3 separate regions of the Homo sapiens genome follow, and all the other regions are linked to region 3. The links are chromatin loops, found by intact Hi-C in ENCODE. Cell type or tissue: A673. All regions are shown on one strand.

What was found. Hi-C counts contacts between places; a loop is a spot of excess contacts. Peaks named below come from ENCODE experiments on the same cell type or tissue, not always from the same donor. Only the 100,000 strongest peaks of a DNase experiment are listed, where the experiment ranks them.
Region 1: it touches region 3 in a loop (5-fold over the local background); 4 of 110 quality-filtered maps call a loop at or near these places.
Region 2: it touches region 3 in a loop (15-fold over the local background); 3 of 110 quality-filtered maps call a loop at or near these places.

Annotation. Positions count from the first base shown.
Region 1 is chr3:66,630,429-66,638,428 of GRCh38, forward strand. It overlaps the pseudogene RPL21P41. Among named protein-coding and RNA genes, the nearest start is that of LRIG1, 130 kb to the left of the region's middle. In A673, no CTCF peak of the experiment used is centred here; a DNase peak (open chromatin) is centred at 3,323.
Region 2 is chr3:66,535,306-66,543,305 of GRCh38, forward strand. No RefSeq gene overlaps it. Among named protein-coding and RNA genes, the nearest start is that of LRIG1, 38 kb to the left of the region's middle. In A673, no CTCF peak of the experiment used is centred here; DNase peaks (open chromatin) are centred at 3,306 and 4,366; H3K27ac peaks cover 3,542 bases.
Region 3 is chr3:66,800,354-66,808,353 of GRCh38, forward strand. All of the region lies in intron 2 of LOC105377144 (a long non-coding RNA gene), which reads right to left. Among named protein-coding and RNA genes, the nearest start is that of KBTBD8, 190 kb to the right of the region's middle. In A673, a CTCF peak has its summit at 3,029 (motif pointing right); DNase peaks (open chromatin) are centred at 3,068 and 3,598; H3K27ac peaks cover 1,869 bases.

The DNA.
Region 1 (8,000 bases), 170 kb before region 3:
ATAGATTTCTCCCTTAAAATTAAAAAGCAGACAAAAGACCTACATTTCTGCTGAGGGTTGATGGGTGGACTGTCACTTATTTGGGTTTATTTCAGTCATTCTTCATCTAACATGGCGTGGTATTAAGAACAGCACACTGCCGACAATGCTGATAGATTCATTTGGCTAAGCCACACCTCTGATATCACCCTTCCCCAATTTAAAAACTTTCATTGGTTCCCACTGACTGAATGAAAGAAGCTCAACTTTTTTGCCCTCTATAAACTGTTAAAATGATCATCCTAAAATATCAGTTAGCCTGTTACTCTTGTGCTTATAAAAGTCTGTTCAATTCTGGCTGCCAACTAGGTTAAATCTGTGTTCCACAACATCAAGTCCTGCCATGACCTGGCCCCTCATACCTTTCTGTCTTACATTTTTCTTTTTCTTTTCTTTTCTTTTTTTTTTTTTTTTGAGACAAGGTCTTGCTCTGTCGCTCAGGCTACAGTGTAGTGGCATGATCATGGCTCACTGCAACCTCAAACTCCTGGGCTCAAGCGATACTCTCATCTCAGCCTCCTGAGTGGCTGAGGCCACAGGTATATGCCACTATATCTGGCTAAGTTTTAAAATATTTTGTAGAGATGGGGTCTTGTTATGTTGCCCAGGGGTCTTGAATTCCTAGGCTCAAATCCTCCTGCCTTGGCCTCCAAAAGTGCTGAGATTACAGGCATGATCCACTGTGCCTGGCCTCTGCTTCATGCTTAGTGTCTCAGCAACACAGGACAGCTTGTCATATGCTCCCCAACACACATATTGTGCCATCTCCTGCCCTCCCCACTTCCCATCTTTACGACATCTTTCCCTTTGCCTCAACTGCTATTCTATTCTTTTCATTCTCCATATTCCCTTCTCTGGAAAATTCATTCTTAAAGTTCAGCTCTGATCATCTGAGTAATAATTAGAAAACATACTCATCTGCTTGGATCTGCATAGACTGTCTCCAGAAGAATCCAGAACAACTCGGTGACATTGGTTATCTCTGGGGAGGGAGTATTGAGTAGGCCTGAGGGATACACTTTAAGAGAGGGAAACTTTACTGTAAACCATTTTGTGCCTGTTAAATTTTGTAGCATATGAATATATTTCTCTGTTCAATTAAATATTAAATGAAGCATTTATAATGAAGGAAAAAGTTAATTTCTAAATTTACCTTTGCTGGGAAGCCTTCCCTGACTTTCTCTTACCGAGTTGATTGTGTGAAGTCCTGTTCATGTATCTGTCACCCCCTCCAGTCTCTACTGTCCTAGAATTCAGGGATTGCTCCTTATTCCTCCCTTATCCTTGTCCCTAGTGGTCTAGCACAGTGCCTGCTACTTCATAAGCCCTCAAAATAGCTGAGGAATAAAACAACTACACTTGCAAATGTATTTCCCACCACCTCTCAGACTCCTCTATGGTCACTGGCCATTTCTGCCTCTGGGGCTAGCTCCTACTGTCCCCTCTCCTTGGATTTCCCTTTCCCCCATTATTTTGTTTTTGAAGTCTCCTCATTTTTCAAGACTCAACTCAGCTTTCACCCCAGGAAGTCATCTTCTCCCTGTCTGCTTTCCCATACACTCCTGAAGAATTTTTTTTTGAGACGGAGTTTCAGTATTGTTGCCCAGGCTGGAGTGCAATGGCACAATCTCGACTCACTGCAGCCTCCACTTCCCAGGTTCCAGCGATTCTCCTGCCTCAGCCTCCCGTGTAGTTGGGACTGCAGGCGCCTGCCACCACACCTGGCTAATTTTTTTTTTTTTTTTTTAAGTAGAGATGGGGTTTCACCATGTTGGCCAGGCTGGTCTCGAACTCCTGGCCTCAGGTGATCCGCCTGCCTTGGGCTCCCAAAGTGCTGGGACTACAGGTGTAAGCCACCACGCCCAGCCACTCCTGAAGACTTTTCTTTATCCTTTATATAAGGGGCTGGTGAACTATGGCCCGTGGCCAAATCTGATCCATTGCCTGTCTCTGTAGATGAAGACAACTTTTATTTATTTATTTATTTATTCATTTATTTATAGATAGATAGGGTCTCACTCCGATGCCCAGACTGGAGTGTAGTGGTGCAATCTCTGTCCACTGCAGCCTTGACTTCCTGGGCTCAGGCGATCCTCCCACATCAGCCGCTCAAGTAGCTGGGGCTACAGATGTGCACCACCACTTCCAGCTAATCTTTTGTATTTTTAGTAGAGGCAGGTTTCACCATGTTGCCTAGGTTGGTCATGAACTCCTGGACTCAAGCGATACCTGCCTCGGTCTCCCAAAGTGCTAAGATTACAGGCGTGAGTCACTGTGCCCAGCCGACACCCATTCTTTCACACATCATCTATGGCTGCCTTCTCCTTCCAATGGCAGAGTTGAGCATTGCAATGGAGACCCTCAGGCCTGCAAAGCCAAATGTATTATTTATCTGGATTGTTACAGAAAAAGTTTGCTCTCTCCTGATTTATATCATAATTATACCTATTTACTATTCTGCTCATTAAGATACAAACTTGGACTCAAACTCTGTGTTGAATCCAGTCAAAGTCACTATCCTGGCAAAAGAAGCTGCCCACCCCTCCTGAGAACCTCCGAATGCCACCACACAGAGCATCTTCCCATTCCCAGAGCCATTCGCATCCTTTCCTGCTTCAGCTTTGAGCTTGCGGTCTGTCTCCGCCTGAACTCAGCTCTCTCAGGATGGTTTTTTCTTGTCCTCCTAGTCACACCCCAACTCCCCAACCTAGAGAGGCATTCCCTGACCCCCTTACCTATTTAGGTACTGGTGCTAGTTTCTGTTCTGACACCTGTGTATCCCTGCATGACACATACTACAAGCTGTAATTATTTTTATTTATCTGTTTGGCTCTCTCTCTCTTACTAGACCGTGAGTTCCTTGAAGGCAGGAACGTTATCTATCTAGTTTCCTACTGTATTTGCAGTGTCTTTTTTTTTTTTTTTTTTTTTTTGAGACAGGGTCTTGCTCTGTCACCCAAACTGTAGTGCAGTGGTGCCATCACAGCTCTTGATTTGCAGTGTCTCTCACAGTGTCTGTCACAAAGAGGGTAAATACTATAGGAAATACTATTTACTGACTAAACAGATGACAGACTGACTAAATCTTTGTCTCCATCAGAGTGACTAGCTGAGTGTCTAACAGGCACTCAACACTATTTGTTGAATGAATGAATAATGTAAGAGGGGACACTTAATCATGACAATACTGATAAATGAAAGTAACTCATTGCAGAGTTCTCTCCACCCTTTAATATCAAGCTCATGGAAAAGAATAGCCTCCTTCAGCTCCATTTAAATTATTCAGGACAAAGGAAAGGAAGTAGGCTCTCAAGGGAGATGCTAGAATATCCTCTGATTGTGTGTGTGTGTCTATGTGTGTGTGTGAGTGTGTGAGACAGAAAGAGAGAGAGCCAGAGAGAGAGAGAGACAGACAGAGAGAGAGAGAGAGAGAGAGAGAGAAATATGTATTAGCCTGCAGGTCGGGCTGCTGTCCATGGACTTGGGGAATAAGGGAATGCACTAGTTCTATGGGGCTTTGCACAAATACGCTGCCAGTGGACTGTGAAATCTGTTTTTCCTTAGAATCAGCAGTTCAGAAGTTGGAATATCTACTTAATGTGTTTTTTAAAGCAATACTGTTTTGGATTATAAAATTGATGAACGCATTGCAAAGAATTTAAAAACTAAAGAAAATATAAATAAGAAAATAAAAATTACCCTTAATTTCACCGGGTATTTTGTCTTACCTATACGTATTTTAGATTTTCTTCCTCTCTCCTTCCCTCTCCCTTCCCCTCCCTCCTTTTCTCCCTCCCTCTCTTCCTTCATTCATTTCTTCTTTTTTTCCGATACATTTGAGACCTATTTAGCATTATATCCTGAACATTATCTCATAACATTAATTTTTTTCAACAATAACATTTTAAAGAACTATATAATATTCCAGAAATTTACTCCAGGAAATTTATTCAATCCCCCATATGAGTTGTTTTCTATTTTTTGGTGTTATCACTCTATAATTAACTAATGCACAGTTCTACAGTGGACAGATTTGGTAGTTTTGCCTTTCTTTTAACTAGATTTATAGAAGTAGAATTATTGGCTAAAAATATAAAATTTTACATTATTGTTTACAGGTATGGCCAAATTAATTCTGTGGGACTGATATAGATCCACAGTCCTAGCCTCATGCCTATTTTACCATAGACTTTCTTCAATATTATTACATTGCTATTGATACAGAAGGGGGACAGAGAAGTGCTGGGTAGAGGAGGACATGGTCCCTGGCTAGGGCTACACCCGCAAGCCTATGCCCATGGATCTAGGTGAAGACAGGCATTTTTGTTTCCCTGCTCAAATGTTTCATTTCTCAAGACCACCCTGGCCTGCCATGCCCCCATCCTGGGCCTATAGAAACCCTGAGACCCTAGCAGGCAGATACACAGGTGGCTGGACGTTGAGAGGATCAGAAGAGTGGAGGAACAGGGATGGGGGTTGGCTGGATGTTGAGAGGAACACACCAGCGTAGGAGCACACGGGCACGCCAGCAGGTCATCAACGGGTGGAAGGAGGCAAAGTTTGGCCAGGGCAGTTAGAGGAGAGCCCAGACTGCTGAGTGGCCTGACTCCAGGGGAAAACCATCTCCCTTCTGGCTCCCCGATCTGGTGAGAGCTACCTCCACTCAATAAAACCTTGCACTCATTCTCCAAGCCCATGTGTGATCCGATTCTTCTGGTACACCAAGACAAGAACCCTGGGATACAGAAAGCCCTCTGTCCTTGTGATAAGGCAGGGGTCTAATTGAGCTAACTAACACAAACTGCCTATGGACAGCTAAACTACAAGAGCTCCCTGTAACACACGCCCTGGGGCTTCAGCTATAAACATTCACCCCTAGACACTGCCGAGGGGTCGGAGACCCACAGCCTGCCCATCTGTATGCTCCCCTAGAGGTTTGAGCAGGAGGGGCATTGAAGAAGCAAGCCACACCCCCATCACATGCCGTGTGAGGGGGACAAGGGAAACTTTCCAGTTTCACTATCACATAATACTTATTTTTAATGAGAAAGCATCAGTTAAAATGTTTATTATTAAATCTCTTTTCCTATAAACCTATTTTCCCTATCCACATTCTTCTTTGGAGCTTAAGTACTTTAAAATTCAATCAAACTTAAATAATAATTGATATCTTCTAGGTGGTTGATTATGCTTCCAACTAAAAGTAATATTTAAGTATAGTATTTAGAGTCATTTGATATAATAACAGCTCGCTTAACCATGAGCCAATTTACTGACTCTTTTTTAACTTTTCAGAATACTAAATACCAGAGAGAAATAGAAAGAAATGCATTTTTAAAGGCTAAATCATGGTCAAAGATCAGCTAAATGTATGGTACATGGACAAATCCCAACAAAATCATCTGGCAGGGGTTGTGCTTTGGGTGTTCATTAAAAGCACCTCTTCCTGGGCCTTACCCAACACCCACCAAGTCAGAATACCTTGTTGTCAAGGTATAGGAATCTGCATTTAAAAAATTTTTTTATTTCAATTGGTTTTTGTGGAACAGGTGGTGTTTGGTTACATGGATAAGTTCTTTAGTGGTGATTTGTGAGATTTTGTTGCACTCACAACCCAGGCCGTGTACACTGTACCCAACATGTAGTCTTTCATCCCTCACCCCATCCTACCCTTTCCCCTGAGTCCCCAAAGTCCATTGTATCATTCTTATGCCTTTGCATCCTCATATCTTAGCTCCCACTTATGAGTGAGAACACATGATGTTTGGTTTTTCATTCCTGAGTTACTTCAGTTAGAATAATGGTCTCCAATTCCATCCAGGTTGCTGTGAATGCCATTATTTTGTTCCTTTTTAAGGCTGAGTAGTAAGGAATCTGCATTTTACTAAGGCTTGTGGAATTCAGAAATCACTGCTGACTTTCCTCTTCATGCTGAGTCTATTTATTCTTGCTTTACCCAGAATCTACTGGGCCTCGATAAGGTGTGCATATCCCTAACCAGATGGCCCTCATTCAAACAGAATTATGGTGAAGGGGACTTGCCACTAGGGCATATTTTCCCTCTTTGGACGTGAGATCTTGACTATCATCAGAGAGGGGCCATGTGTTCTAGGAATCTAAGTGTAATAAATATGATACCCAAAGGACGATCTTTACCTTGATAATTTATGAAGATGATCCTGATTCCTTTACTGCCAGTGGGCAAGGCTGGTCTTCGCCTTGGGGGATGAAGTGACACTGAGGATAGGGCAGAGGAGACCCTGGATGGCAAGCAAAGGTCTGCTGTAGAAAACAGAAGGTACCCACAGAAATTCTGTGAAGTAATGCATACAAAAGAAAAGTATCTGCCAGGCACAGTGGCTCACGCCTGTAATCACAGCACTTTGGGAGGCCAAGGCAGGCAGATCACTTGAGGTCAGGAGTTGGAGACCAGCCTGGCCAACATGGAGAAACCCCGTTTCTACTAAAAATACAAAAATTAGCTGGGCATGGTGGCAAGTGCCTGTAATCACAGCTGCTCGGGAGGCGGAGGCACAAGAATCGCTTGAACCCGAGAGGTGGAGGTTGCAGTAGGCCAAGATCATGCCACTGCACTCCAGCCTGGGTGACAGAGTGAGACTGTGTCTCAAAAAAAAAGCCTTCCTTTTGGCTGGAACCACCATCTTCCAGTAATTCGCCAAAATGATGAACACAAAGAGAAAGAGAAGAGGCACTGATATATGTTCTCCAGGCCTTTTAGAGAACATGGAATTGTTCCTTTGGCCACATAGATGTGAATCTATAAGAAAGATGATATTGTAGACACCAAAGGAATGGGTACTGTTCAAAAAGGAATGCCCCATAAGTGTTACCATGGCAAAACCGGAAGAGTCTACAATGTTACCCAGAATGCTGTTGGCATTGTTGTAAATAAACAAGTTAAGGGGAAGATTCTTGCCAAGAAAAAGAGAGAAGCCAAAGAGAAAGTACCTGGGTTCAACTGTGCCTGCCTGCTCCACCTAGAGAAGCATGCTTTGTAAAAACCATTGGGAAGGAGCCTGAGCTGCTGGCACCTAGTCCCTATGAATTGATGGCACGATAGGTGTTAAAATAAAAGACCTCTGGACTGTAAAAAATGTGTCTCTTTTTTTCAGTAGAGTGTGGTGTCCCGTCCCCCAAAGAAATTTTTAAAGCAAAAAAAAAAAAAAAAAAGGTATCTTTTTAAAGCAATGTTCTTCAAATGTTGTTCATTGCCCTTAAAATGTTTTTGAAAAATTATTTACTCCTTACATATTTTAAAGTTGAGAACTAAAATATTTCATCATAAGGTTAACAAGTTGTATAAAAGCTGGATAATTTCTAGCAAACTTTGATGCTGTAAAATGAAAATGGTTTGATTAACTCTTTTAGCTTCAACTAGTGGAAATTAAATATCCTAGGGATTTGATATGTCAGTCCTTTTCCTGTTTCCATTCTACTTCCTGCACAGACTTTACTATAGTATATTTTAATGCTTGAAAGGTTTCTTATTGGTCACTGTCACACTTGCCTGAATCAAGATATTATAAAGTTAATATTTAAATTTTTAATATTTTCTGTGAGTTTGCTATTCTAGATGTTAAAAATTTCTTCTCTGTTACCATTACAACTATTATTTGTACTAATTTGCTGAAAACAACAAATGTATTATTTGTAGATAATTGTGAAACTAGACTATAATAAAACTTTATTGGAAGTGCATATCTTTTTTTTTTTTTTTTAATAGGCATGGGGTCTCACTATGTTGCCCAGGCTGGTCTTGAACACCTGGGTTCAAGTGATCCTCCCCCCCTTGGCCTCCTACAGTGCTGGGATTATAGGTGTGAGCCACCAACGCCAGGCTGTAATTGCATATCTTAAATGAGATGGATGGGGCTTTTCCCTCCCTTCCCATTAACTTCTAAATATGTTTTACTTTCCAAAAGAGACAGGGTTCAGCATCA
Region 2 (8,000 bases), 270 kb before region 3:
CCGGGCGCGGTGGCTCACGCCTGTAATCCCAACACTTTGGGAGGCCCAGGTGGGCGGATCATGAGATCAGGAGATTGAGGCCATCCTGGCTAACATAGTGAAACCCTGTCTCTACTAAAAATACAAAAAAATTAGCCGGGCGTGGTGGAGGACGCCTGTAATCCCAGCTATTGGGGAGGCTGAGGCAGGAGAATCGCTTGAACCCGGGAGGCAGAGGTTGCAGTGAGCTGAGATCATGGCACTGCCCTCCAGCCTGGGCAATAAGAGCGAGACTCCACCTCAAAAAAAAAAAAAATCTAGATTGAAAAGAACTTTCTGAAAGTTGACAATTGGGGGTTCTTTCTTGCCTGTCTCAGTTAAATATTAATGACAGCAATAATAATTAAAGTAACAACAATGACTGATATTTATGGAAGGCATAGTATGTACAGGGCTAGCCTAGCTTAACTATAACTGTTACCCGCCTATGAAAGGACTACCTGTGGTCTAGAGACAGTAAATAACTTCGCTAAGTTCTCATTGTCAGTAGTAAGTGGCAGAGCAGGAACTCAAAGACTATTTGACTCCACAAGTGCGCTCTAAATATTACTGTCTCTCATCTCCCTTTGTCTTATTTTAGGTTCAGTGAGGCTGAACTTATGAAGTGTGATCTTTGCTTTCAAAATGGAGCATTTTTGTGTGCTACAGGACTAAGCCAGTGGTGCAAAGTTATCCATGAAGTCAGATGGTAGGTGTGGACAGACAATGCATGATACACAGGCAAAAACTCAATGGAGAAACTCAATGACCTGCAGACTTAGTCTGCACTGATAGCAAAACGCTTTCCCCAATGATTTATTTTTCCCTTGCAAAGCAGACACTAGATTAGGAAGAGAGTGTTGTCACCATAATATGAGGCTTATCAAAAATTGGTGGAAAGGTAAGAAAACTGTATCTATTATATATTTTTAAGGCAAAATTATGTTGTCTTCCTTGAACATAAATTAAAAAGCTTAGACAGGACACCAAAAGCACAGAAAAAAGCACATAAAAGAAAAAAAAGGATGAATTGGACTTTATCAAAATTAAAAATTAATACACTTCAAATGACATTGTAAAGTGAAAAGATGACCCACACAGTGAAAGAAAATATTTGCAAATTATCTGTCTGATAAAGGGGTTGTGTCCTTACAACTCAATATTAACCCAATTAAATAATCACCAGGCCGGGCACGGTGGCTCATGCCTGTAATCCGAGCACTTTGGGAGGCCAAGGCGGGAGGATCACAAGGTCAGGAGATCGAGACCATCCTGGCTAACATGGTGAAACCCCATCTCTACTAAAAAATACAAAAAATTAGCTGGGCCTGGTGGCAGGCGCCTGTAGTCCCAGCTACTTGGGAGGCTGAGGCAGGAGGATGGCATGAACCCGGGGGGCAGAGCTTGCAGTGAGCCGAGATCGTGCCACTGCACTCCAGCCTGGGTGACAGAGCAAGACTATGTCTCAAAAATAAATAAATAAATGACCAAAAGATCTGAATAGATATTTCACCAAAGAAAATATACCGATGAGCAATAAGCAGTTGAAAAGGTGGTAATATCATTAGACTTTAGGAAAATGTAAATTAAAGTCACCATAAGATGCTACTTCATGCTCACTAGAGTGGCTGTAATAAAAAAGACACAATAACAAGTGCTGACAAGGATGTGGGGAAACTGGAACACCCATGCATTGCCTGTGGAAATGTGAAATAGCTCAGTTACTTTGGAAAATTCCAGTCATATAAAGGATTTTGTTTCCTCGATCTAGTTTCCTTGCATATTGGAATGCCTTTTTTGTGGTATGTTTCACATGTTGTTTTTTTGTGACCTAAAATTTTTTTTACATCAAAAATATCTTAAATCCTTTAAAAGATGAAGTAGCTAAACTTAGACCTTTTTGTTTTTGTTTTTGTTGTAACTTCTTTTAATCAAATTTATCGCAAGCAGCAGTTTATACCCAGAGCGGTGGATAATTAAATTTAAAATTCAGCTTTATTTAAATAATTTGATTTAAAATTTTGATAGGTGTCAGTTTTAATTTATATTTTGCCTTTTAAATTTAAGAGATAATTTAAAACATTTTAGAATAGAAACCATTTAAAATATTTTAATATTTTATATTTACTTACATACATATATTAAATAGAATGCATGCATATTTACGTGTGTTTGTGTTTGTTGATTTCCCTTCTCCTTCTTCCCCACACTATTTTTATATAGGGTGTGTTATTGTGGTTAAGTTTACAGTTGAGTCCACAGGGCTTATAATGTTGAGATGGGATCCAAAAGAATTAGAAAAATGGTCCTCATGCAGAAATCCCAGACTTCAGGTTGGATACAGGAACCAAAGAAATTTTGTGTTGCCTTCTTCTGGGAAGTGGATGAGATCGAGATGAGATTTCATGGCAAAATGTTAACTGGAAACTTTAAAAAAATATATACCTATGGAAAGGTATGTTGAGCAGCCAAAGGAACGAACTGTATTTATTTAGCAGCTAACTCTTGTTCTAATTTGGGAGGAGTCACCGATTGCATGTGCTCCCTCTCTTATTACAAAAGTCAGAGGGAGATGATAGGTTGTTACTCTTCATTCTGCCTGGACGCCAGGGTGGGAGCACATGAACCCGAGCTCTGCTACTTCTGTGCAGGGCTTTGAATTCTGATTGAGTGACACAGAGGAATATTATCACGGTTCACTCCGGACCGCAGCCTGTTTTTGTCTTAGGACCTTGGTCATAGTACTGCTCCCCCTGCCTGGAGCTTTTTGCCCCAAATCTCCTGTGGCAGCTCTGTTACTTCTTTCAGGTCTCGGCTCCAACGTCACTCCCCTGGCCATCTAAAACAGCCACCTCTTCTCATCATTCTCTGTTCTCTAACTGGGCTTTATTTTTCCATATGGCACATATACAGAATTATATATTTATTTTACATTGCTTTTTTTTGGTACTACAATGTACTGTATTCTCGTCAAGAATACAAACACTGTTTTGTTCACCACTTCATCTCCGGGGTGAGAACAGTGCCTAGCACAAGTAAGTGCTCAATACATTTTTGTGAAAAGTGAATCAATAAATGAAAGCTAGCCCAGTGCTTGGCAGGCCAATAAATACCTGTGAAACAGAACTGTATTAGTATTAGTTCTATATCAGGCTCACTTGGGCAGAAATTGAATCTGGTGAGTGACACAAAGATGAACACATAATAGAGTTTACTTCCAGCAGCAATTTGTTTCTTTTGTTAAGTTATGAAGCATGAAAACTTGGCCTAATTTAAAATGGCAACTGCTTGCAGGCCCTGACACAGTATCTGCCAACTTCCACTCAAATACTTAATGAGAACTAAGAAAAATATAGAAACCAGCCCTGACAGACAATCAGATGTAGAGCATCAGAAGAATTTTCACTAAGTCAAATGGTGCAGTATTAGGAAAGCAACTTGCAGTTCTCATGAAACAGTGAAGCCTGTTCCCTCAAAAGAAATTAAAACACACTTTCTTTGCTAGTAAGTGACACTAGTTAAAAGACAAGAAACAAAATATAGCATGTTGGTTACAAAATGCACCCCTACCCCCCAAGGAAATTAAAAAGAAAAGATTAGACTTAAAAGAATGAGTAAGATTTTTCTGGCAAATGCAAATGAAAAGAACACAGAGGTGGGAAAATTATTCTCTGACAGTGTAGAATCTGAGGCAAAAAAAGCATTAATGAGACAAAAGAGGAAATTTTATACTGATATAAGTTAAAATTCACACCAAAGGTAGAATAGTCAGTAATGTACATGCATTGTTTATCAAAGAGCCAGAAAAAAAGGAAGAATGGATAAAAGGTAATTGTGAGAGCTTCTGAAACATTTTTCATTTACTTTTACAAATCTGGTAGTTAAAAAATACACGTAGAGGAGAAAATCTGAACAATAAATTAAGATTTAATAGTATATTTGTATCCAGAAACTATATCCTCTTCTTGGGCACCCATTAATTTTTATAAAAATTGACTATAGGTTAGCATAGTGAGAAAATAACTTCCCCAAATGAAAATACAGATCAAATGTCCTGAAGATAGTGCAATAAAATTAGAAGTGAATAACAAAAGTGTAAGAAAGAAATTTTAGGCCAGGCGCAGTGGCTCATGCCTGTAGTCCCAGCAGTTTAGGAGGCCAAGGTGGGAGAACTGCTTGAGCTCAGGAGTGAGACCAGCCTGAGCAACATAGTGAAACTCTAGCTCTAAATTAAACAAACAAGCAAAAAAAAAACCAGCCACATTTTGTGGTGTGTGCCTGTAATCCCAGCTACTTGGGAGGCTGAGGCGGGAGGATTGTTTGAGTGCAAGAGGTCAAAGCTGCAGTGAGCTATGACCACACCACTGCATTCTAGCCTTCGTGACAGAGTGAGACCCTGGCTCAAAAGAAAGAAAGAAAGAGAGAGACAGAGAGAGAGAGGCAGACAGAAAGGAAGGAAGGAAGGAAGGAAGGAAGGAAGGAAGGAAGGAAGGAAGGAAGGAAGGAAGGAAGGAAGGAAGGAATTTTAGAAATAAATAAAAATAGGTCCAAGTGTGATGGGGCTCATAACAGTAATCCCAGCACTTTGGGAGGACAAGTCAGTGGATCGCTTGAGCTTAGGAGTTTGAGACCAGCCTGGGGAACATGGTGAAACCCTGTCTCTACCAAAAATACAAAAAATTAGCCAGTCTTGGGTCCGCCTGTGGTCCTAGCTACTTGAGAGGCTGAGGTGGGAGGATCGCTTCAGCCAGGGAAGTGGAGGTTGCAATGAGCCGAGATCACATCACTGCACTCCACCTGGGTGACAGAGTGAGACCTCATCTCAAAACAAACAAACAAACAAACAAATTTTCCCCAAAAATACTGAGTCAAAAGAGAAATAAAAAGTATGATTTCTGATGATTTAGAAATCAATGTAAAAAGAATATTTTCAGAAAACCAGCAAAACCAAACTCTGAGCAAAATCATTGGCTTAAGGAAGTACAAAAATAAATGAAGTGAATGTTCAACACAGAACTTATCAAAGTGATAAAACATAGGCATTGAAAATAGAAGGAAAAATAATATTGAGCAAATGTTAGTGGATTTGAAAAGAAGAACAATTTAATTGATAAATAATTAGATAAGTTTTAAAAGAAAAATAGTAAAATAGACAAATCGTGAGATTTGTCTGGGTAAAATTTTTACCCAGAAAAAGAGGGAAAACAGAATAAAAGAAATTTCAAATGAAAAACAGCAATGAAAAACAGATGTCCTCTGTCTATTAATACGTTTGAGGATTTGAAAGACATGGATGATATTTTGTGAGAACATAAAACTACCAAATAATCATGGATGAAAATTGAACTATTTGTTAAAAAATTATCTCTAAAGTAGATTTAAGGCCAAGCCAATGAGGTCTCAGACCATCACAAAATAAATAATTCCTATCTTGACTACATAAACTTTTTCAGAGTAAGATAAGTTCAGACATTATCAAACAAAATTTAACGTTATGTTATAATAATCATTTTTGATAACCAAGTACAGATTATATTAGTATTTCAAAGAAGTTTTATACATGTGATACTTCAGAAGGTTTAATATAAAAATTAATGTTTAATAAATGTAGAAAAGCCACCTAATATTATCAAGTTCATATCTAATAAAAATTTCTTAGAAAAAATATGGAGAATAGTCTATTTCCTCAGTGTGCGAAGAACATTTATCCCATATCAGCAGCAAACAATGTTAAATAGCAAAACGTATTCCCATTAAAATTAGATTTACGATTGTTCTGGATGCTCTGGCCAATGCCAATAATATATGAAATAAAAATATGAGAAATAGTATTGGAAAGAATGAGAAGAAGTTCTTACTAACCTATAAGATAGGTTAGTAAATTCCTGGGATATGATGTAAATAAAAATTGGTAGCATTTTGAATACCAGCAATAACTAGCTAGAAAATACAGTGGATAAAGTAGATTTCATTCCAAATAAAAGTAACAACGATAAAAAATGAACTACAATCAATTTCAATAAGAAATGTATGTCTCATATATATTATAAAACTAAAAAAGAGCCTTTGAAATTATTTATGATGCAATGTTATTTTTAAATGGCAGGACATAAATATATATTACAAGTTTAATGTTATATTACATGTCATATATATGCTTAGAAAAATATGGAAAGGAAATATAAGTAAATGTCAACAGCAGTAAAATAATAGGTAAGAGTTTTGCAGTCAGCAGAACAGGGTTGAATCCTCTCCACCTCTTGCAGAGACCCACTGAGGGTTAAGGCTTCAACCTGTGAATTTTGGGGAAATACAATTGAGTCCACAACAGATGCATTTGTGGAGGAAGGAGAAATCTGAAATTTACATTGATGTCTTTCAGAGTGCGCACAGGTATGTTAATATCATTCATTCATGGCAGTAACAATAAATATCCTTAATATTTTGCAGCTTATAAAGCCAGCTGACATATTTTTCTCAAATCACGGAAATGCCACCTCATCACTGAGGTCTTCTCTGAATAGCACCCCATGTATCATGTGGCATTATGTGTATATAATACTGTCCCCAGCCATTGTTCTCTTACCTAGCTTTACTTTTCATTTATCATCTTATCATCATCCAATATATTTGTTTTTTCAGCTTTATTAAGACATAAATGACAAAAATGGCATATATTCAAGTATACAATGTGATGATTTGATATACATATACATTGTGGGATGATTAGTCCAATTAAGTGAATGAACACATTCATCACCATGCAAGTTACCATCTTTTGTGTGTTTGTGTGTGATGAGGATACTTAAGATGTGCTCTCCCAGCAAATTTCAAGTAAATAATACAGTATTATTAAACATTATTATTAACTACAGTAAGCAAGCTATACATTAGACCCTCAGAACTTATTCATCTTATAACTGAAAGTTTGAACTCTTTGGCCAACATCTCCCCATTTTCATCCCCTTTCAGCCCCTGACAATCACAGTTCTATTCTCCACTTCCGAGTTTGACTTTTTTTTTTTTTTTTTAAAGAGACAGTGTCTCATTCTGTCACCCAGGCTGGAGTGCAGCGGCATTTTCATAGCCCACTGTAACCTTGATCTTCTGGGCCCAAGTGATCCTCCTGCCTTAGTCCCCTGAGTAGCTAGGACTACAGGCATGCACCACCATGGCCAGCTAATTAAAAAAAAAAAAAAAGTAGAGATGGAGTCTTGCTATGTTACCCAGGCTGATCTTGAACTCTTGGCCTCAAGCAATCCTTCCTCCTTGGCCTCCCAAAGTGCTGGGGTTACAGACATGATCCACTGTGCCCGGCCTATGAGCCTGACTTTCTAAAGATTCCACATAAAAGTGCGATCATACAGTATTTGTCTTTCTGTGTCTTATTTCACTTAACATAATGTCCTCCAAGTTAATCTACAGTGTTGCAAATGGCAGGGTTTCCTTTTTTAAGGCTGAGTAATATTCCATTGTGTATATATACCACATTTTTATTATCCATTCATCTTTCAGTGGATGCTTAGATTTTTTCTGTATCTTGGCTACTATAAATAATGCTGCAATAAACACAAAGGTGCAGGTGTCTCTTTGATATATTGATTTCATTTCCTTTGATTATATACCCAGTAGTGAAATTGCTGGATCATATGGTAGTTCTGTTTTTAATATTTTGAGGAACTTCATACTGTTTTCCATAATGGCTGTATCAATTTACATTCCCATCAACAGTGTACAGAGTTCTCTTTTCTCCACGCCTTTGCCAATACTTATTTCTTATTTTTGTTTGACAACAGTCACCCTAACAGGTATGATGTGATATTTCATTGTGGTTTTGATTTGCCTTTCCCTGATTATTAGTGATGTTGAACATTTTTTTTTCATATATCTATTAGTCCATTTGTATGTCTTCCTTGGAAAAGTACCTATTCAGTTGCCCACTGTTTAAATGGGTGGTTTTTTTTTTTTTTTTTTTTTTTTTG
Region 3 (8,000 bases):
GTTCTTTATATATAGTCATGTGCCACATGACAACATTTTAGTCAATGACGGACTGCCTATACGACGGTGGTCCCGTAAGAATATAATGAAGCTGAAAAATTCCTATTGCCTAGTTAGGTCATGGCCATCCTAGCATTGTAGTGCAATGCATTATTCACATGTTTGTGTCGAGGCTGGTGTAAACAAAGCTACTGGGCTGCCCCTTGTATAAAGTCTAGCACATAAAATTATGTGCAGTACATAATACTTGATAATAAATGACTATATTACTGGTTTATATATTTAATATACTATACTTATTATTATCATTTTAGAGTATACTCCTACTTTAAAACAAATTTAACTGTGAAACACTTTCAGGCAGGTCCTTCAGGAGGTATTCCGAAGGCATTGTCAGCATAGGAGATGACAGCTCCCTGCATGTTATTGCCACTGAAGACCTTCCAGTGGGACAAGATGTGGAGGTGGAAGACAGTGATATTGATGATCTTGACCCTGTGTAGGCCTAGGGTGTGTTTGTGTCTTAGTTTTTAATAAGAAACGTTTAAGGACTACAAATGTAGTTTTTAAAATAGGAAAAAAGCTTATAGAATAAGGATATAAAGAAAATATTTTTGTACAGCTTTACAAAAAGCCAAAAGGTTACAGTATGCTAAAGTTAATTTATTAGTGAAGAATGAAAAACATTTTTAATAAGTTTAGTGTAGCCTTAGTGTACAGTGTTTATAAAGTCTACAGTGTATAAAGCATACAGTCATGTCCTAGGCCTTCACATTCATTCACCACTCACTCACTGACTCACCCAGAGAAACTTCCAGTCCTGCAAGCTCCTTTCATGGTAAGTGCACGACACAGGTGTACCACTGTTTCTCCTTTATACTATAGTTTTACTGTGTCTTTTCTATATTTAGGTGTGTTCAGATACACAAATGCTTACCATTGTGTTACAATTGTCTAGGGTATTCAGGATAGTAACATGCTGTACAGGTTTGAGCCAAGGAACAATGGGCTGTAGCATATAGCCTTGGTGTGTAGTAGGCTATACCATCTAGGTTTGTGGAGGTACACTCTATGATGCCTGCACATTGACAAAATCACCTAGCAACATGTTTCTCAGATGTAGCCCCACTATTAAGTGGCACATGACTGTATTCTGGTTACAAGTCCTTTATCAGATATGTGTTTCATATACGGTTTCTCCCAGTCTGTGGCTTGTCTTTTCATTGTTGTTCGAAGTGTAGCTACTTTCTTCTCTGCATCTCAAAGCTGCCGGACTGTTTTATTCTCTCCTCACCACCGATCACTTTCTGAAATGATTTTGTTTACTACAGACACCCCCTTACCAGATTGCAAGTTCCACAAGGCCAGTGACCTCACCTATCTGAATCACCACTGTATTCTCAAGACTTAGATCTGTGCCTGGCACGTAGTAGGCACACAAGAAATAATTGTTGAATAAACAGTGATAACATCCACTAACAGGAAAACAGTTTGGAGATTTCTCAAAGGACTAAAACTAGAACCACCATTCGACCCAGCAATCCCATTACTGGGTATATGCCCAAAGGAAAAGAAATCATTCTACAAGAAAGATACATGCACTCATATGTTAATCACAGCACTATTGACAATAACAAAGACATGGAATCAACCTGGGTGCCCATCAGTGGTGGACTGGATAAAGAAAATGTGGTACATATACACCATGGAATACCTCATAGCCATAAAAATACACCATGGAATACCTCATAGCCATAAAAAAGGATGAAACCATGTCATTTGCAGCAACGTGGATGCAAGCTGGAGGCCATTATCCTAAGATATTAATGCAGAAACAGAAAACCAAATATAGCATGTTCTCATAAGTGGAAGCTAAACATTGGGTACACAGGGACATACAGATGGGAACAATTGATAGTGGGGACTACAGGTGTCTATTGACAGGAGAGAGGGAGGGAGACAAGGACTGAAAAACTTGTCTACTGGGTACTATGTTCACTATCTGAGTGACCCAAACCTTAGCATCATGCAATATTATACCTAGGTAACAAACCTGTATATGTACCCCTGAATCTAAAATAAAAGTTGAAATTTTCGAAAGGATGCAGTTTAAAAAAAAATAGTGTAAAAGTAATACGAGAACTTTTAGCACTACCTCTTCAATTTTTATGTTAATTCAAATCTGTTCTACACAATGTCTATTAATTTTTTTAAACCTGGCAGCGCTGTTTCAGAAAAAGATCCATGTTAGCTAACGTCTAACAGTTAGATAAATTTCTGAACATTGGGCCGGGCGCGGTGTCTCATGCCTGTAATCCCAGCACTTTGGGAGGCCAAGGCGGGCGGATCACGAGGTCAGGAGATCGAGACCATCCTGGCTAACATGGTGAAACCCCGTGTCTACTAAAAAAAAAAAAATACCAAAAATTAGCTGGGCGTGGTGGCGGGCACCTGTATTCCCAGCTACTCAGGAGGCTGAGGCAGGAGAATGGTGTGAACCCAGGAGGCAGAGCTTGCATTGAGCTGAGATCGCGCCACTGCACTCCAGCTTGGGTGACAGAGCGAGACTCAATCTCAAAAAAAAAAAAAAAAGAAAAAAAAATTCTGAACATTATACTGAGATGTTGTTTACTATTAAAAGTGAACTAAATATTAAAAATTGTCAGTATAGCTATATGTCTGTAGTTGTAGCACTACTGATTGACTTAAATTTGCACACATGAAATAAAAGAATACAGTATAGCAAAAAACAAAAGAAAACAACAAAACCAAAACATCTGCTAATACCTCCTGAGGGCTTATTAGGCTCTAGGTACTCTGCTGTTTACTTCTCATGGTTTACATCATCTAACCCTCAGAGTAACACTATTAGGTAGCTTCTATTATTACTTCTACTTAATAAGGATGTGATAATAATAACAAAGGCTGTGCTGTTTGGAGCTCTTAGCTCCAAATCTACCATCCTCTGCCATCATGTGATGCTGGAGCTGATACTCTACAAACCTAATTTCTGTTTTGCCAGCTGCTCTTTGTTAGGTCACCAGTAAGGGGCACTAGAGGGAGCTTGCAGGATGGAGAGAAAAGGGACTTGTTCTTCTTGGTCTGGCTTGCTATTACTGTCGGGATCTCTCTAGCATCAGGGGTTTAAAGCTGGCAAGTCCTTGGTTCCAGGAGTAGTAGCTCGTTCCAAGTTGCAGTTTTTCCCACTATCAGAACCAGGTGCATCAAACTCTCTCAGAGATGCCAACACCAGCAGGTATCCCCTCCTCAAAAGCCTAAGATCCAGCATTGTGGGGTCCCTCTCCCAAGTCTTTTACCTTCTCTTCCCGTTTCTACCCCCATCTCTCTCTTTTAAGGTTTTCTGTTACGTTTTAACAATCCTGACCTCTTTGTCCCTCCAACAGCTGGGGTGGTAGCAGCTTCCTGCGATTACTTCCTGTGGGATACTCTGGGCTCCTTTTTTGCCTTTTCAGTTTTCTAAGACATGTTTAATAATACTTGGTGTTAAACTCTAATACAATAAGTGGGATCTTGACTAACACAGGAAACTGAGCGCAGAGAATTAACAATGTCAAACCGACAGCAGAGCAGGAATTAGATGCTTACACAATTAGCTTCAATAGAAGGAAGAAAGTGAGAAATGCCCCTAGAGGGGAACAAACAAAAGAAAAGGGTAATTTGGCAGGATCTATTAAAACCTATTACAATGTATCCCCAGAGAATGGGAAAAGACTATATGGCTTGGGCAGCTCCTACTTACACTGGGGAGACAATCTAATAAATGTCCTTTTCATTACTGTTTAAGACCCAACCCAGCTATGGCTTCCTCCCCATAAGCTGCGGTGGCAGACACTCTTGGATGCTTCCCAGTACCAAGAAGCTCTTTCTTCCTAGCTGGTGTTTTCTTACAGAGGGTAGGAAAGCCAGAATCCTGCTCTCACTGTCAGTGTCCCGTCAGGAAGTATACAGGGGAGAGCCAGGACTTATGACCTAGTTCTGGCCAAAGAAATATAAAAGGAAACTTCTGGAGGAGGCATCTGAGAAAAAGTTATTTTCAGACTTGCAGAGTGTCCTTCATTAAGCTCCCCAACCTTTTTTGCTTCCCTGGCTACCTTCTGCTTCCTGCCCTTGAATGTGGTTGAGACACCGGAAGCTGTGGCTGCCATGTTGGACTATGACAAGATGAAGGATGACTGGAAAGGACAGGGGTAATCTGTATTAGTCACAGTGCTTCAGAGAAACAGAACCATCAGGAGATTATCTATCTATCTATCTATCTATCTATCTATCTATCTATATTTTTTTCAGAGATGGGGTCTCACTCTGTCACCCAGGCTGAAGTGCAGTAACTTGAGCATAGCTCCCATCAGCCTCAAACTCCTGGACTCAAGCGATCCTCCCATCTCAGCCTCCCAAGTAGCTAGGACTACAGGTGTGTGCCACCATGCCTAGCTAATTTATTTTAATTTTAATTTTTGTAGAGATGGGGTGTCGCTATGTTGCCCAGGCTGGCCTCAAACTCTTGGCCTCAAGCAATCCTCCTCCTCTGCCTCCCAAAGTGCTGGGATTACAGGTGTAAGCCACTGCCCCTGACCTGAGAGATATTTATTAAAAGGCATTGGCTCACATGATTATGGTGGCTGAGAAGTCCCAAGATCTGCCATCTGTAAGGTGGAGACCTAGGAAAGCCAGTAGTGTATGTAGTTCAAAGTCATGAGGAGCAGGTAGCTGATGGTGTAGATTCCAGTCTGAATCTGAAGGCTGAGAACCAGCACACCAAGGGCAGGAGATGATTCTTGTCCCAGCTCAAGTAGTCAATTAGTTAGATTAATTTTTTACATAAGTATGATCATTCTATATGTATTCTGCTATTTGATTTTTTTTCCACTTAACAGAAGGGGCAAATCTAGCCTTTGTCTGCCTTTTTATTCTAGTCAGGCCCTCAGCAGATTGGTGACACCCATTCACACTGGGGAGGGCCACCTGCTTTACTCAGTCCAATACAAATGCTTATTTCTCAAAGACATGCCCCAAAATAACATTTAATCATATATCTGGGCATCCCGTGGCCTACCCAAGGTGACACATAAAATTAACCATCACAGAACTTATGTCCTCAGTGACATTGTTGAGATGAATGTGGTACACAATTGTACCATTTGATTTCTTGCTAAGAAACTAAACCTTATGGTTTAAATCACTATTACTTCATTTATTTCTTGTAGCTGAATACATTATACTTGGTACATCTTCCAGCCCCTCAGCTGGGAGTATGTTTCTTTTCTCTAGGTTTACCAATCATTTTTTGAATTTCCCTATGATTTTGCTTTAGAGCCTGGCTAACTTTCTTTCATATATTAAAAAGATTTGTAAACGCATCTTCTTTGCTCTACTAGACTTGAAGCTATTAAGGCCAGGTGCTCTAATTCATCTGGGTATTCCACAGGATTTCTAGGAGAGTACCTACCATACCTAAAAAATCCACGTGCATATCGTGTACCTACATATGTGAGTTATAGCTACCTCTTATATTCAGTTTACAATTGTGTTGTGAGAAGAATCTTAGTTAAAAGCACCAACTCTGGATTCAGACAGAACTGAGTTCATATGTTGACTCCACCCCTTATTAGCGAGGTAGCCTAGGGTAAATCCTGACCATATCTACATTTCACCATCCTCCAAGGCCCAATTGAAATATTTTCTCTACGTGAAACCACCTGTGCTCTCTCCCTCCCAAATTTGAAAGCATTATTTCCCTCTTAACTCTTCACTCCCTTTTCTGAAATGTAGACTTTTAAATTAATTTTTTACGTAAGTATGATCATTCTATATGTATTCTGCTACTTGATTTTTTTCCACTTAATATATCTTGAAAATCCTTTTTCAGTTCAACATATATGGACCTACCTTATCTCCATAGTATTCAATACTACAGATTTATCAAAATTTATTTAATTATTCCATTAATGAATATTTCTGTTGTTTCTAATTTGTGCACATTAGGTACAATTTCACTATTAGTGTGCATGCTTCTTTCTACCAATGTGCAAGTATCTCTCTCAGGGAGACACCAAGATGTAGAATGACTGGTAAAGATAAGCACATCTAGAAATCTAACAGATTGTACCAATGCCTTCTAATTTGGTTGTTAACAATAGTCAAAAGTTAAAATCATTTCACTACTCTTTCTTTGACTTTACTTAACTTTTCAGATTCTGTAAGAGTAAGAATAAGAGGCCTTTCAACTGGTCAGAGCCACTTGTTCTGGTTTTTCACCCATCATCCTCCACACTCCACTCCCCATCTGTGGGGCAGTTTGGTAGATGAGATGGAAGAGGCTGGGCACAGTGGCTCACGCCTGTAATCCCAGCACTTTGGGAGGCCAAGGCGGGCAGATCACTTGAGCCCAGGAGTTCAAGACCAGCCTGGGCAATATGGTGACACCTCGTCTCTACTGAAAATACAAAAATTAGCGGGGCATGGTGGCGCACACCTGTAATCCAGGCTACTCAGGAGGCTGAGGCAAGAGAATCACTTGAACCCAGGAGGCGGGGGTTGCAGTGAGCCAAGATCAGGCCACTGCACTCCAGCCTGGGCAACAGAGTTAGACTTGGTCTCAAAAAAAAAAAAAAAAAAAAAAAAAAAAAAGATGAGATGAGATGTAAGAGCATAGGCTTTGCAGTTCACCAAGTGGCTCGGACACTGTAGCTGTGTGACCAGGGAAATGTTGCCAGACTTCTTTAAGCTGATGTTTCTATTATCTGTGAAATTGCATGAGAAGAATTCCAGAGGACTGAGGAGACTGAAATAATGCTTAACCAGCCTCTTTGCCTTACGACCATCTTCTCTTTTCCCTCCTTTCCTCCACCCTTTCCTGTCACCTTGGAGACCTTGGGACACTTATATTTATACTCAAAATCATGACTGGTAAAGTGAGTCTGAAATAAAAATGATCTTCTATAGATAATTTTATTCTCTTGAGCTTCTACAACAGGGGTGGACACACTACATTTGTCTCTAAATCAGTCTAACATCTGAGTAAATCCTACCCATGGTAAGCCCCCAATTAACAACTCTTGAAAGATGAGTGGATTCTATTTTAACTACAGCAGTTCCTGGGTAAAGCTTTTGGTGGGGATCCAGGACTTTTTAAACACTAAAAACAAAACTAATTCCTATTTGCCACTTTGACAATATTATATTCGAGGTTAATCTAGGGATGCAAATTTCTGACCAAATCCAAAAAAATTGATGTCAGTATTAAAAACAAACAGAGCTGGTCGCGGTGGCTCATGCCTATAATCCCAGCACTTGGGGAGGCCGAGGCAGGCAGATCACAAGGTCAGGAGATCGAGACCATCCTGGCTAACACAGTGAAACCCCATCTCTACTAAAAATACAAAAAAAAAAAAAATAGCTGGATGTGGTGGCACGCACCTGTAGTCCCAGCTACTCGGGAGGCTGAGGCAGAAGAATTGCTCAAACCCGGGAGGCAGAGGTTGCAGTGACCTGAGATCGCACCACTGCACTCCAGCCTGGGTGACAGAGTGAGACTCTGTCTCCAAAAAAAAAAAAAAAAAAAAAAAAGAGAACAGACAGGATGAGATTCAAAAGAATCCGGTGCAATACCAAGGAGGAGGAAGTGCTGAGAAAACATAACGCCATGTATTGGAGAGGTCAGACTTGGGAATCAAACTGATTAATGGGTCTGCTGAAGAGCAGATAGAGTTCTTTAGAAATTCAACTAGAGTAGAATAATCTCAGTGTCAACTGCCATATTAACGTCAAGTAAAAGGGTCTGGATAAAAATGTGACTTTATAGCTCTTCCAATTCTGTGCACAAGGTAGCTGGTCTGGGAAGGATTACATTCAAGTAGGTGAAATGCACAGACTCTTCATGAAAGAAACCATGACATAAAAAAAAATCAACATTTCAGTTAAGTAAAGATTGCTTAGGTAGAGGTAAAACAATTTAGCATATTATGAAAAACTCCTTGTTG